3 separate regions of the Homo sapiens genome follow, and all the other regions are linked to region 2. A link is a contact called in ENCODE Hi-C or POLR2A ChIA-PET data. All regions are on one chromosome and are shown on one strand. The core of a region is the stretch at or near the end of the contact, and the rest is flanking DNA. Distances in the headings are between cores, read along the strand shown. Region 1 holds the start of TTLL12 (tubulin tyrosine ligase like 12). Region 2 holds the start of POLDIP3 (DNA polymerase delta interacting protein 3). Region 3 holds the start of TSPO (translocator protein).

Region 1 (3,927 bases), core at 355-2,854, 570 kb before region 2:
AGATGGAGTCTCGCTATGTTGACCAGGTTGGAGTGCAATGGTACAATCTCAGCCTTGGCTTCCACAACAAAAACCGAGGAATCAGGGTTTTCCTCTGGCCATGGTGAAACCCTGTCTCTACTGAATACAAAAAATTAGCCAGGCGTGGTGGCACACACCTGTAGCCCCAGCTACTTGGGAGGCTGAGGCAGGAGAATCACTTGAACCCGGGAGGCAGAGGTTGCAGTGAACCGAGACTGCACCATTGCACTCCAGCCTGGGCAACAAGAGCAAAACTCCATCCCAAAATAAATAAATAAATAAAATGTTTTTCTCTGCAGCCCTCACCAACTTGAGTTTGGAAATTTTTGCCTTTGCAGACCCACCTGCTTCCTACAATGGAATTGAACAAGTCCGTGAATTGGTGCATTTTATTCAAACTCAGTTCAAAAATGTTATCAAAATAGCATCTGAAGCTCCAAAAAATTTTCAGCCTTTGTTTTTTAGCAAATTACAATTCTTACAAAATTGCAAAAAGGAAGACATTGAAATGTATCCCTATGGAGCAATAAAACTCAATGAGAGTTCAAAAGAGAATGTCTTTTGAAATTCTATAACTGAACTGTTTTCTTTTAAAGAGGGAGTCTGGCTATGTTGCCGAGGCTGGACTTGAATTCTTGGGCTCAAGCTATCCTCCCGCCTCAGCCTCCCGAGTAACTGGGACTACAGACGCGGCCACCACGCCCAGCTCAACTGCACTTCGAAACATCCCGACATGTAGGAGTAAATTCCTCTGACGGGTACACTTGGTCTTAATTGGATCAACTGACATTCCGAATCCAAATATAAGTAATTGAGAAGGGCCACGATTTTGCAGCATCCAAATCTGGTGAAACGCTCACAAGAATCGAGAGCTCCCAAGGCAGGGGGCCTGCGAGCTCTGTGTGCCCGGTGCAGGCACAGAAGCGCCGCCTCACCGGGTTCGGGCCCCAGGACACCTTCCGGGCCGTCGGTGGGGCCTTTTCCGGTCCTGACAGCGCCCTATACGTAGGCACCCCGCCCTCCCGGCATTCCCCGGGGTCGCCGCGCGCTGAGCGAGAAAAGCTCAGCCACCATCAGGTGCGCGTGCGCACACGGCGGCAGCCAAACCACAGGCGCGGTCGCAGACGCGCGCCCCCTCCTGGCAAGCTCGCGCGCTCTCGCACGCACCCCGCCGATGCGCAGGGCCTGCCCGGGGGCCGCGGCAAACCGGGCTGGAGGCGGACTGGGGGCGGGGCGGGACGGGGTGAGGGGGCGAGAAGAGGGCGGGGCAGGGGAGGGGTCGGGGGGGCCGGGAGGAGGACGGGGCGGTGGGGAGGGGGGCAGGGGGCGGGGGCAGGGGGCGCGGCAGGGGCGGGGGGCTGGGGGGAGGACGGGGCGGTGGGCGGGGGGCTGGGAGGAGGACGGGGCGGGGGTGCTGGGAGGCGGGCGGGGCGGGGGGCGGAGGCGGGGGGGGCTGGGAGGAGGGCGGGGCGGGGGGGGGCTGGGAGGAGGGCGGGGCGGGGGGGGGCTGGGAGGAGGGCGGGGCGGGGGGGGGGGCGCTGGGAGGAGGGCGGGGCGGGGCAGGGGGCGGAGGCGGGAGGGCAGGGCCGACGGACGGCGGGCGGCGGCGGCGGTGGCGGCGCTGGAGTCGGCGCGGGTGCTGGCGCCATGGAGGCCGAGCGGGGTCCCGAGCGCCGGCCTGCGGAGCGTAGCAGCCCGGGCCAGACGCCGGAGGAGGGCGCGCAGGCCTTGGCCGAGTTCGCGGCGCTGCACGGCCCGGCGCTGCGCGCTTCGGGGGTCCCCGAACGTTACTGGGGCCGCCTCCTGCACAAGCTGGAGCACGAGGTGCGGGGAAGGGCGGCGGGCACGTGCGGCGGCCGGGGTGGGAGCGCGGCGGGAGCCCGCGGCGCGGGACAGGGAAGAGCGCTCCCGGGCGGCGGGAGCCGCGGTGAGCCACCCAGAGCGCGTCCTGGGCAGCTCTGGAGCGGCGTGGAGTTGGGGGCCGAAGAGTGACAGCAGGAGACCGGGGTACCTGCGGCCCTGATCTGCCCGGGCCCGAGACCGGCTGAGGGCTGCGTTGGGAACTTTAGGTCCTCCACACACCCGAGCCTGACACAGCCCTGCGAGGAGTGAAACTCATCACCCCCACTTCACAGATGAGAACACTGCGGCTCCGAGAGTCCCTTCAGAGGGATTCTTTCAGCCGCTGCCTCACAGGGACAACGGGAACCCCGTGAATTTGTGTAGCTGTAACTGTTGGGTTCACAGAATTCGGTGTTTTTTCATTTGATTTGAGCCTCGGGGTCCCCTCATCTTGCAGGTTAAAGAAAACAGGCTGTGAGAGGTGGAGGAGAAATCTAAAGAAAAATGGAAAAGATTGAGAAGCCTCTAGGTTCTCTCCCTTTTTGTGAGGACGGCCCATCCGGCTCACCTGCCTCCTCCACTCCAAAGCGTTCCCCACTGTCCTGGCTGGGGATGAGCCCTGGATTTTTATTGCGTGCCCAGAGGCTGAGGCCACAGCACCTTCCCGGGCTGGCGGGGGGGGGGGTGTTTTCTTTAGCTGGGACCCGACATCTCCTCCAGGTGCTGTCTCCCGGACGGAGATGAGCCTAGTGGCGCAGGTGATGAAGTGGAAACCCCAGAGCCAAGAACAGGGACCCGGGCCGGGAACTAGGAGTCCCTGAGCCTGGCTGCTGGCCAGACTCTACGGTCTCTGAGCCAGTTTTTCTCTGTGTAATCCTGATTGGACTAGGAACCTTCCTGCTGGAAACGTGCAGTGAGTGGCACCTCCTTATGCTACAGTGTAACAGAGAGTTTCCTCTGCCCCTCACTTCTGCCATATGCTTTCCGAGGACCACTCTGGTCCCAGGCCTGTGCTGGGTGGAAGGGACCTTGGTTTGTTCATGAGGACAAAAAGGTTCCCATGGGCTGCGTGGAAGGAGCACAGTGGGAATGACCAGCTCCTGCCCAGCCAGCCTCCACGGCAGCACGCCCTCCCTCGGGCGGTCACTCGCCCGTCTGAGACCTGTTCTCCATCTGGGAAGGGGATGGTGAGACACCATCTGGCTCCCACAGTATTGGAAGGATGGGAGGTGGCATGAGAAATATGCCTGGCACACAGAGGGTGGTCGCCACCGTGCCACGTCCCCTGCCCAGGCCGCCTTGCCTGCTGTTGCCCTACTAAGGGGCAGCCAGTGTTTTTCCGTGACCCTTCCCCAGCCGTTAAGGACAGAGCTGAATCACTGCTTTACCATTCACAAACTTGCAGCTCTTCCTGAGTGAAGCCTCCTGCTGCTACTGGCCCAGGTGTGGAGGAGGCCGCCAGCAGCAGCAGCACCTGCCAGCGCTGTGGGCCCTTACACCCCTGGCCATCAGCCCTCCTGCCTCACCTTAGGCCGGCTGCCCTGGAAAGGATGGGGAAACTTGAAGATACATACATATATATATATATATATATATATATATATATATATATATATATATATATATAATTTTTTTCTTTTTTTAATTGAGACGGAGTCTTGCTCTGTCACACAGGCTGGAGTGCAGTGGCATGATCTCGGCTCACTGCAAGCTCTGCCTCCCGGGTTCAAATGATTCTCCTGCCTCAGCCTCCCGAGTAGCTGGGATTACAGACGTGCGCCACCACACCCAGCTAATTTTTGTATTTTTAGTAGAGATGGGGCTTCACCATGTTGGTCAGGCTGATCTCGAATTCCTGACCTCGTGATCCGCCCGCTTTGGCCTCCCGAAGTGTTGGGATTACAGACGTGAGCCGCCACGGCCGGCCGAAGAGATGTTTTTAAAATGTCTACTCTTCTGTCTGCACAAGCTTCCCAGTTGCAAAACCACTCCCCTTATCTCCTGGGGAGCTCTTCCAGTCCTGCCATGAAGGGGTTGTGGTGAAGGAGAAACCCAGCACCCCAT
Region 2 (3,648 bases), core at 634-3,133:
ACATTGTGAAACCCCCGTCTCTACTAAAAATACAAAAATTAGCCGGGCGTGGTGGCGTGCGCCTGTAATCCCAGCTACTCGGGTGGCTGAGACAGGAGAATCGCTTGAACCCGGGAGGCGGAGGCTGTGGTGAGCTGAGATTGTGCCACTGCACTCCAGCCTGGGCGACAGAGCGAGACACCGTCTCAAAAATAAAAATAAAATTGTCCTCCGCATCTGCCCTACACTGCCCAGCTGACCCCACTGGCCAGCCTGTCCTCCTCCCACCTCTTGCGCGTTCCTCCTGGCACGCCTGGAAGGGAGGAAAGGCTTAATGGTCCCGTTCTATGGGTGAGGAAAAGAGGTCTGGGAAGGAGCCCGGCGTGGTGGGGCGGGCCTGTAATCCCAGCTACTCAGGAGGCTGAGGCAGGAGGATTGCAGGATCGCTCTTACCCAGTTTCTTTCTTTCTTTCTTTTTTTTTTTTTTTTGAAACGGAGTCTTGCTCTGTCGCCTAGGCTGGAGTGCAATGGCGCGATCTCGGCTCACCGCAACCTCCGCCTCCCGAGTTCAAGCGATTCTTCTGCCTCAGGCTCCTGAGTAGGTGGGATTTCAGGCCGTGCCACCGCGCCCGGCTAATTTTTTTCTTTCTTTTTTTTTTTTTCAGTAGAGACGGGGTTTCTCCGTGTTGGCCAGGCTGGTCTCGACCTCCTGACTTCAGGTGATCCACCCGCCTCAGCCTCCCAAAGTGCTGAGATTACAGACATGAGCCACCGCTCCTGGCCTCTTACCCAGTTTCTGCACGGAGCTCCTGATGCCTGATGGCCAAGAGGACATAACCCCACCTGTTCTAAGGGCATGGAGTGTATTTTTAGAGTGATTGGACAAAATATGTGCCGAACACCTACGTCAGGTCTGGCGCATGCTGGAGGCTGGGGTTATATCAATGCAAAAGCCATTCCCTGTATTTAACACGTAAATGAATTAGTCTCTTTAACTCTCCCAACGCCCTATAAATTATTTGCTCCATTTTACATATTAAACGCTGTCACGAACTGAGCTGCTGTGTGAGGCCGGGGCCGGACTTATCTTTCTGAAGCACAGAGAAGCGGTTATACGCAGAAGTTTGGGAGAACTGGGTAAGGCCGCACACATGGAAATTGCCAGTTTCGTGGGTCCCAACGTCAATACTGTGGGCAACCTTAGACCGGCTCAAAGCGCAGCTGGGGACGGTGATGAAGTGCAGAGCGTCCACAGCCAGCGACAAGACTGCCAAGCAACTGGCAGCCTGAGTAACGGAGAAAACAACGAAAAAAACGCATTCACCACCTACCAACAAGAAACAAAAAACACGACCACCCCACAGTCAGTCTACTTTTTAGGCGTGAATAAGGTCGGGCAGATCGCAACTCCCAGGCATCCCGCAAAGTAGGCGGGTCACCTTGAGGGCGACCTTTACCCGCTCAAAAATTCGTCTCACATTAGCAGTGAGGATTCGGGCGTCACCCCGAATCGTTATTTTCCTTACTCATAAGTTTAAGGCATAAGGACGTTTTTAGTTTATTTCCTAGGTAATGAATTCTATTCTCATTAGGCGTATGATGACTATCGTAGTTGACTGTTGAGGTCATGATCCAGTTCCATTGAAGTTTGTCTCACTTGTTAATAATGTATTTTGTTGCTTTTCATTTAATTTTTTCCCTCGAGGAAAATAAATAATTCATAATGTGCCGAACTTCCGTATGCAGATGAGCAGCCAGCACCGCGAAGGCTCACGGGGAACGTCCCCGCCCCTTCCGGTTCTTGCCTGCTTTGAGCTGGCTGTCGCGAGAGTTGGTCCGCGGACGCCGGAAGTAGTTCGTCGCTCCCTAGCGGCCGAAGGGGCGGGCTCGCGGGGTCTCGACTGCTTTCGGCTTGCTCGGCGGAGCAAGATGGCGGACATCTCCCTGGACGAACTCATCAGGAAGCGCGGGGCGGCGGCGAAAGGACGGTGAGAGGCCTTTCCTTTCTTCGGGGTTTAGGGTCCTCGGCCTAGTGGAGCTCGAGGCGGGGGAGGTAGCGATCCGGGAGCGACGCGGAGGACCGGGTGCGCCCGCCCCCGACCACAGCCGCGCTCCTCATTGGCCGGCTGCCGCCGTCCCCGCCGTGGCCCCGACCGCCCGCCCACTGGCCGAGGCGCAGTCCCTCTGGCGGCCCTGGGAGGCCGACGGGGCCGCGGCGGGGACAGGGTGCCGCCTCGTGGACCTGAGGGGCTGCCCCCTGGGGCCCCCGCGTTCCGGGGTCCTGGGGTCTCGGCGGCGCAGCCTCCTTGCCTGTGTGGACTGGCATTTGGGCCCCGCTCCGTGATCTCGGCGCTGCCTGGTCTCCACCCATCTTAGAGTTGAGACAACCGAAGTTTAGTAGCGGGGAAGTGACTTGCTCCGACCGCCGAAGCTGAGGCGCAAGCCCAAATCCCCCTGCACGCGGCCCCTGTTAACACTCGCCTCTCTTTGTGCGGCGTTTTAAGTTTTCTGAGCCCTTTCATATACACGATGCCTCATTTAATCTTTTACAGTCCTGTTGTCTGCTAGCTATTCATGTTACCCACCTTTTACTGATGGGGAACTTGAGGCTGGAAGTGGTAGAGTGACTTGCCCGAGGCCACGGAGAACTGAGCGGCGGGCTGAGCGCGATTTAATTGCTGGCTGAGTTGGCCTCCTACATGGGCTTGAAAAACTGGTGTGTTGGGCAGGAGATTGGTTATTTCCTTAGGGAGAAGAAAGTGCTTGAGCTGGCTGAGGAGCCATGGAGGTGATTTGCAGTCATGTCTCCCAAACTTCCCCTAGACCCTTAAATGTTGTTAGTCATTTCAAGCCTTCGTGAGCTGAGTTCATCTGTATGAAGAAGTGAGAACTTTGCCCAATAGTTTCCCAACACACATTAAGTTTAAATGTCTTTGTAAATAGCCAGGATGTAAATATGTTAGATATTGTTTTCTCAGACATTTGTTCTCTCAGCAGATGTTTATTTTTATTTTTATGTTTTTTTTGAGACGGGGTGTTGCTCTGTCGCCCAGGCTGGAGTGCAGTGGTGCCATCTCGGCTCACTGCAACCTCCGCCTCCCCGGTTCCAGCGATTCTCCTGCCTCAGCCTCCCAAGTAGCAGGGACTACAGGTGTGCACCACCACGCCCGGCTAATTTTTGTATTTTTAGTAGAGATGGAAGTTTCACTGTGTTGGTCAGGCTGGTTTCGAACTCCTGACCTCAGGTGATCCTCCCGCCTCGGCCTCCTAAAGTGCTGGGATTACAGGCGTGAGCCACCGGCCCGGCCATTCCGCAGATGTTTATTAATACCACCCGTATGCCTGTGGTTAGGTTTTTCTCTTGATGTCTGAAATGTATCCCTCACCTCCTTCCCCATCCTGGACACTTGTATCAACTACAACTGCCACCACCACCTCATAATTCGCAGCCAGCACTTACCTGGCTTGTGGTTCGTAACGGGCACACATTAGTATTTGTTTCCTCAACTACTGACTGTGAAAGCTCTCTCAGATCTCCATCTAGTGACTGATGTGAAGCTGGTGCTGGCTCCTCTGGCCACTTCTAAGTCCATCCACGTTTTGTAGGTTCCTTTGGAAACGACAGAATGATCCACCCCAGGTTCTTCTCTCTCTGAGGTCACTCCGCCA
Region 3 (3,496 bases), core at 625-3,124, 540 kb before region 2:
TTGCAGTGAGCCGAGATTGCGCCACTGCAGTCCGCAGTCCGGCCTGGGCGACAGAGCGAGACTCCGTCTCAAAAAAAAAAAAAAAAAAAAAAAAAAGAAAACACAAATAAGCCAGGAACAGTGGCTCATGCCTGTAATCCCAGCACTTTGGGAGGCTGAGGTGGGAGGATCGCTTGAGCCCAGGAGTTCTGCAGGAGACTGCAGTGAGCTATGATTGCATCACTGCACTCCAGCCTGCATACCAGAGTGAGACCCTGTCTCAAACAAACAAACAAAAACAAGAAAGGAAGGAAGGAAGGGGAAGAAAGAAAAAAAGAGAAAGAGAAAGGAAAGAAGGAAGGAAGGAAAGAAAGAAAGAAAGAGAAAGAAGAAAGAGAAAGAAGGGGTGGGAAGGGGAGGGGAGGGAGGGAGGAAGGAAGGACGGAAGAAAGGAAGAAAGCAAGCTAAAGTGAAAAGTAGGCTCCCTCCCTGCGAGCCCAAGCCCCTCACCCCAGCTGGAGAACCCGCTGTGAATACTTTCTGGTAGATCCAGCCAGACATCCTGCCTCACGCCAGGCACAAGTGTGTACAGACGACAGGACACAGCACATGTGCACACACACACTCCCAGGAAAGAAAGTGGTCCTCGGGGCACAGTGGAGAAGGCAGGCTGGGATCAGCCTGCACGGGTTCTGGCCCTGGCTCCACCGCGCCAGCTGCGTGACTCTGGACAAAGGCTTCTTTGGCAAGCCTCAGTTTCGCCGAACCTCCCTGTGGGGCTGCCAGCAGCCAGGTGGAGACTCAGGGGCCGCCTTCCCCTGCTGGGCTGAGGCTGGCTCTCCTGTCCTTGCCACACGGCCCCTTTCACCGCCAGTGGAAACCTGCCTCAGGCTGCCCTGTCCCGGGCCCCACCGACTCCACAGAGACGCCGGGCCTCGCCCACTGTTCTGGCAGTAGGCCTTCATGGGCAGGGCTTGCTGTGTGCCAGGCAAGCTGGGCGGCTGCTTCCTGTACACCACCTCCCCTGATATCCTCGCCCTGCCTGAGCCCATTCTGGGACAGCCTCAAGTCCTGTCTCTCCTGCCATCCAGCCCAGGGCACGCTGCTGGTATCCCGTAGCCCTGGCCCCTGGCAGGCTGGCCAGAGGGGCTCCAGGCCCACGCCAGGCCATGGCCTCTGGCAGCTGCCCTGGCCAGCAGCGCGTTCACAGCAGGAAGCCCCCGCTTCTCCTACCTGGGCTCCGGCTTCTTTGCAAGGGGTAGGGGAAGCAGACAGGTCCCAGAGGCTGCTCGGCTCACAGTAAGACCCGTCTAGGCTGCAACGCACCTGAGCCCCGCACTGGGAATCGAGGGCCAGGGGGCCTCTAACCGGCTTTGGGCAAAATAAACTTCCCCGATCTGGACTGTTCTCCACTACGAAACGGGGTGTCTCGGAGATCAAGAGCCCGAGGTCTCCCAGATATTCTGAGACCCTCAAGGGAGTTCCGCCTGGGATTGCCCATCCGCGGAATGGGCAGGAGAGGGAGCGTCGGCCACTCCTGGGACCGCGCTTCCTGCAGGAGAAGCCACGCGGCCAAGGGCTGGGCGTGGCAGGGTTGTCCAAGTTTTCCCTCCCGAACCCCCAGCCGGAGGCGGCCCGCGCTGGAACCCCGGCCGCGGAGGCCCAGACTCTGCTGCCCGCCGCCCCCTGACCCGGTAGCCGAGCCCCAAGTGCTGCCCCGGGTCGCCCCCTCGGGTGTCCAGTCTGCGGCTCCGGCCTCAGTTTCCCTCTGTCCCGCGGCGCTGCCAAGAGTCGCAGCCATGCGGGCCCCCACTTCCCGCTGCCCCCTCCGCGTCCCGTCCTCACTCACCAGCGGCGAGGGCACGCTCCGGGAAGGGCACTGCCTGGCAGGAGTTAGCCAGGCCGCTGTCCCCGCATCCGCCCCGCCCCTCCCAGCCGCCAGGCCCCGCCCCTCTCAGTCGCCCGGCCCCGCCCCGCCCCGCCTGGCAGCCCGGGCACTGGGCCCACTCGCGTCCCCGCGGGACCGGGAGCTCACTCCTCAAAGCCACCTCTCCCGCGGGACGCGCTTCTGCCTCCCCCCGGCCGCGAGCAAGTCTCTCGGCTCCTCCTCCTCCCCATGGTGACCGGTGACGGCCGCCCGGCCAGACCCAACATCTAAAACGTTGCCGTGTGTCCAACGGCGTGTCGTTTGTCGTCTCTTCTAGCCTCACTTTTCCCATCTATAAAATGCAGCAACAAGACCGATCTCCGAGTGGGGAATTACCTCTCCTGAGGCCAAGGCCCTGAGCGTCCTGCTGCCCAGCAGCCTTGGCCCCATTTCCGGAGCACCCCAGTTCCTTGAGCTGTTGACGCAGGGCACGGAGGCAGCGCGCTGCACTCTTAGTCCTGGCCCAGCCACTTTCTGACTGGCTCTCTGGGCCTCCATCTCCTCATCTGTAAAATGGGCACAAAGTCGTGGGACTGATGAGGCCGCAACGCGGTGATGCAGGCAGGACACCCCTCAGATGCTCGGCGCTCAGTGAGGGGAGGCTGCCATCATCACAGCCCAGAGGTGGCCTCCAGCTGCCCAGGTCCACTCCCATGCAGGGTGTGTCCAGCCCCAGGCCCTTGGCACTATGGCTGTCTTGCTGCAGTTCAAGGCTGTCCCAGCTCCCTCCAGACAACTCAGCCTGGCAACGCCCCATCAGCCTGAACCAGCCACGTTGGCCCAAACTGATCCTGCAGGGTCCAAGGAGAACTGTGGCTACTTCTACCCAGACACAGAAGCCAGGAGCCTCCTTGGGGACCAGCCAGGCTGCAGTATGGCTTTCCTAGGACCTGGCATTTTTGCCTTTGTGAGCCTCTTCCTCTATTAAAAAACAAACATACATAAATCTATTTTTTACTGTGTTGGCCTGAAGACAAGGATAACCCAGGCTTGGTTCCATTCTTCATTCATCTTTTTCTTCTGGGTTTCTTTTTTTTTTTTTTTGAGACGGAGTTTCGCTCTTGTCTCCTAGGCTAGAGTACAATGGCACAATCTCGGCTCACTGCAACCTCTGCCTCCTGGGTTCAAGTGATTCTCTCCTCCCTCAGCCTCCCGGTAGCTGGGATTACAGGCGCCTGCCACCATGCCCGGCTAATTTTTGTATTTTTAGTAGAGATGGGGTTTCACCATGTTGGCCAGGCTAGTCTCGAACTCCTGACCTGAAGTGATCCACTGCCTCGGCCTCCTAAAGTGCTAGGATTACAGGCGTGAGCCACCGCACCTGGCAGCTTTGTTTTTTTTTTTTTTTTTCTTTTTTAAAATTCCTTCTGGCCAGGCACGGTGGCTCATGCCTGTAATCCCAGCACTTTGGGAGGCCGAGGTGGGTGGATCACTAGGTCAGGAGTTCGAGACCAGCCTGGCCAACATGGTGAAACCCCATCTCTACTAAAAATACAAAAATTAGCTGGGCATGGTGGTGTGTGCCTGTAATCCCAGCTACTTGGAAGGCTAAGGCAGGAGAATCTCTTGAACCCAGGAGGCAGAGGTTGC

The links. Hi-C counts contacts between places; a loop is a spot of excess contacts on that map. ChIA-PET counts read pairs that join two places held with the same protein, here RNA polymerase II (POLR2A). Pooled maps may share reads with other maps.
Region 1: a map of CD4-positive, alpha-beta T cell shows a loop between it and region 2 (25-fold over the local background). The contact joins the promoter of TTLL12 here to the promoter of POLDIP3 in region 2. A Hi-C loop is called at or near these places in 2 of 168 maps with a recorded cell type or tissue (CD4-positive, alpha-beta T cell and natural killer cell), 4 of 37 single-sample maps with no recorded cell type and 14 of 50 pooled maps. POLR2A ChIA-PET finds 5 or more read pairs at or near these places in 16 of 52 experiments (CD4-positive, alpha-beta T cell, CD4-positive, alpha-beta memory T cell, CD8-positive, alpha-beta T cell and 11 more).
Region 3: a map of CD14-positive monocyte shows a loop between it and region 2 (7-fold over the local background). The contact joins the promoter of TSPO here to the promoter of POLDIP3 in region 2. A Hi-C loop is called at or near these places in 1 of 168 maps with a recorded cell type or tissue (CD14-positive monocyte), 3 of 37 single-sample maps with no recorded cell type and 18 of 50 pooled maps. POLR2A ChIA-PET finds 5 or more read pairs at or near these places in 7 of 52 experiments (B cell, HCT116, PC-3 and 3 more).

The regions. Positions count from the first base shown.
Region 1 is chr22:43,184,811-43,188,737 of GRCh38, reverse strand. TTLL12 (tubulin tyrosine ligase like 12) reads left to right here and starts at 1,604. Exons shown (of 14, transcript NM_015140.4): 1 at 1,604-1,845. The coding sequence starts at 1,669. RefSeq lists silencers at 1,191-1,310, 1,559-1,718, 1,759-1,978 and enhancers at 2,359-2,418, 2,429-2,508, 2,449-2,953.
Region 2 is chr22:42,613,118-42,616,765 of GRCh38, reverse strand. It overlaps POLDIP3 (DNA polymerase delta interacting protein 3), which reads left to right and starts at 1,883. Exons shown (of 9, transcript NM_032311.5): 1 at 1,883-1,967. The coding sequence starts at 1,909. It overlaps RNU12 (RNA, U12 small nuclear), which reads right to left and starts at 1,522; the gene lies at 1,373-1,522. It overlaps LOC124905127 (a long non-coding RNA gene), which reads left to right and starts at 1,987. Exons shown (of 2, transcript XR_007068118.1): 1 at 1,987-3,648. RefSeq lists enhancers at 896-1,025, 1,676-1,735, 1,816-1,995, 1,488-2,031, 2,032-2,575 and 1 more and silencers at 1,466-1,525, 2,066-2,395.
Region 3 is chr22:43,149,937-43,153,432 of GRCh38, reverse strand. It overlaps TSPO (translocator protein), which reads right to left and starts at 1,874. Exons shown (of 4, transcript NM_000714.6): 1 at 1,829-1,874. RefSeq lists an enhancer at 1,182-1,281 and a silencer at 1,903-2,122.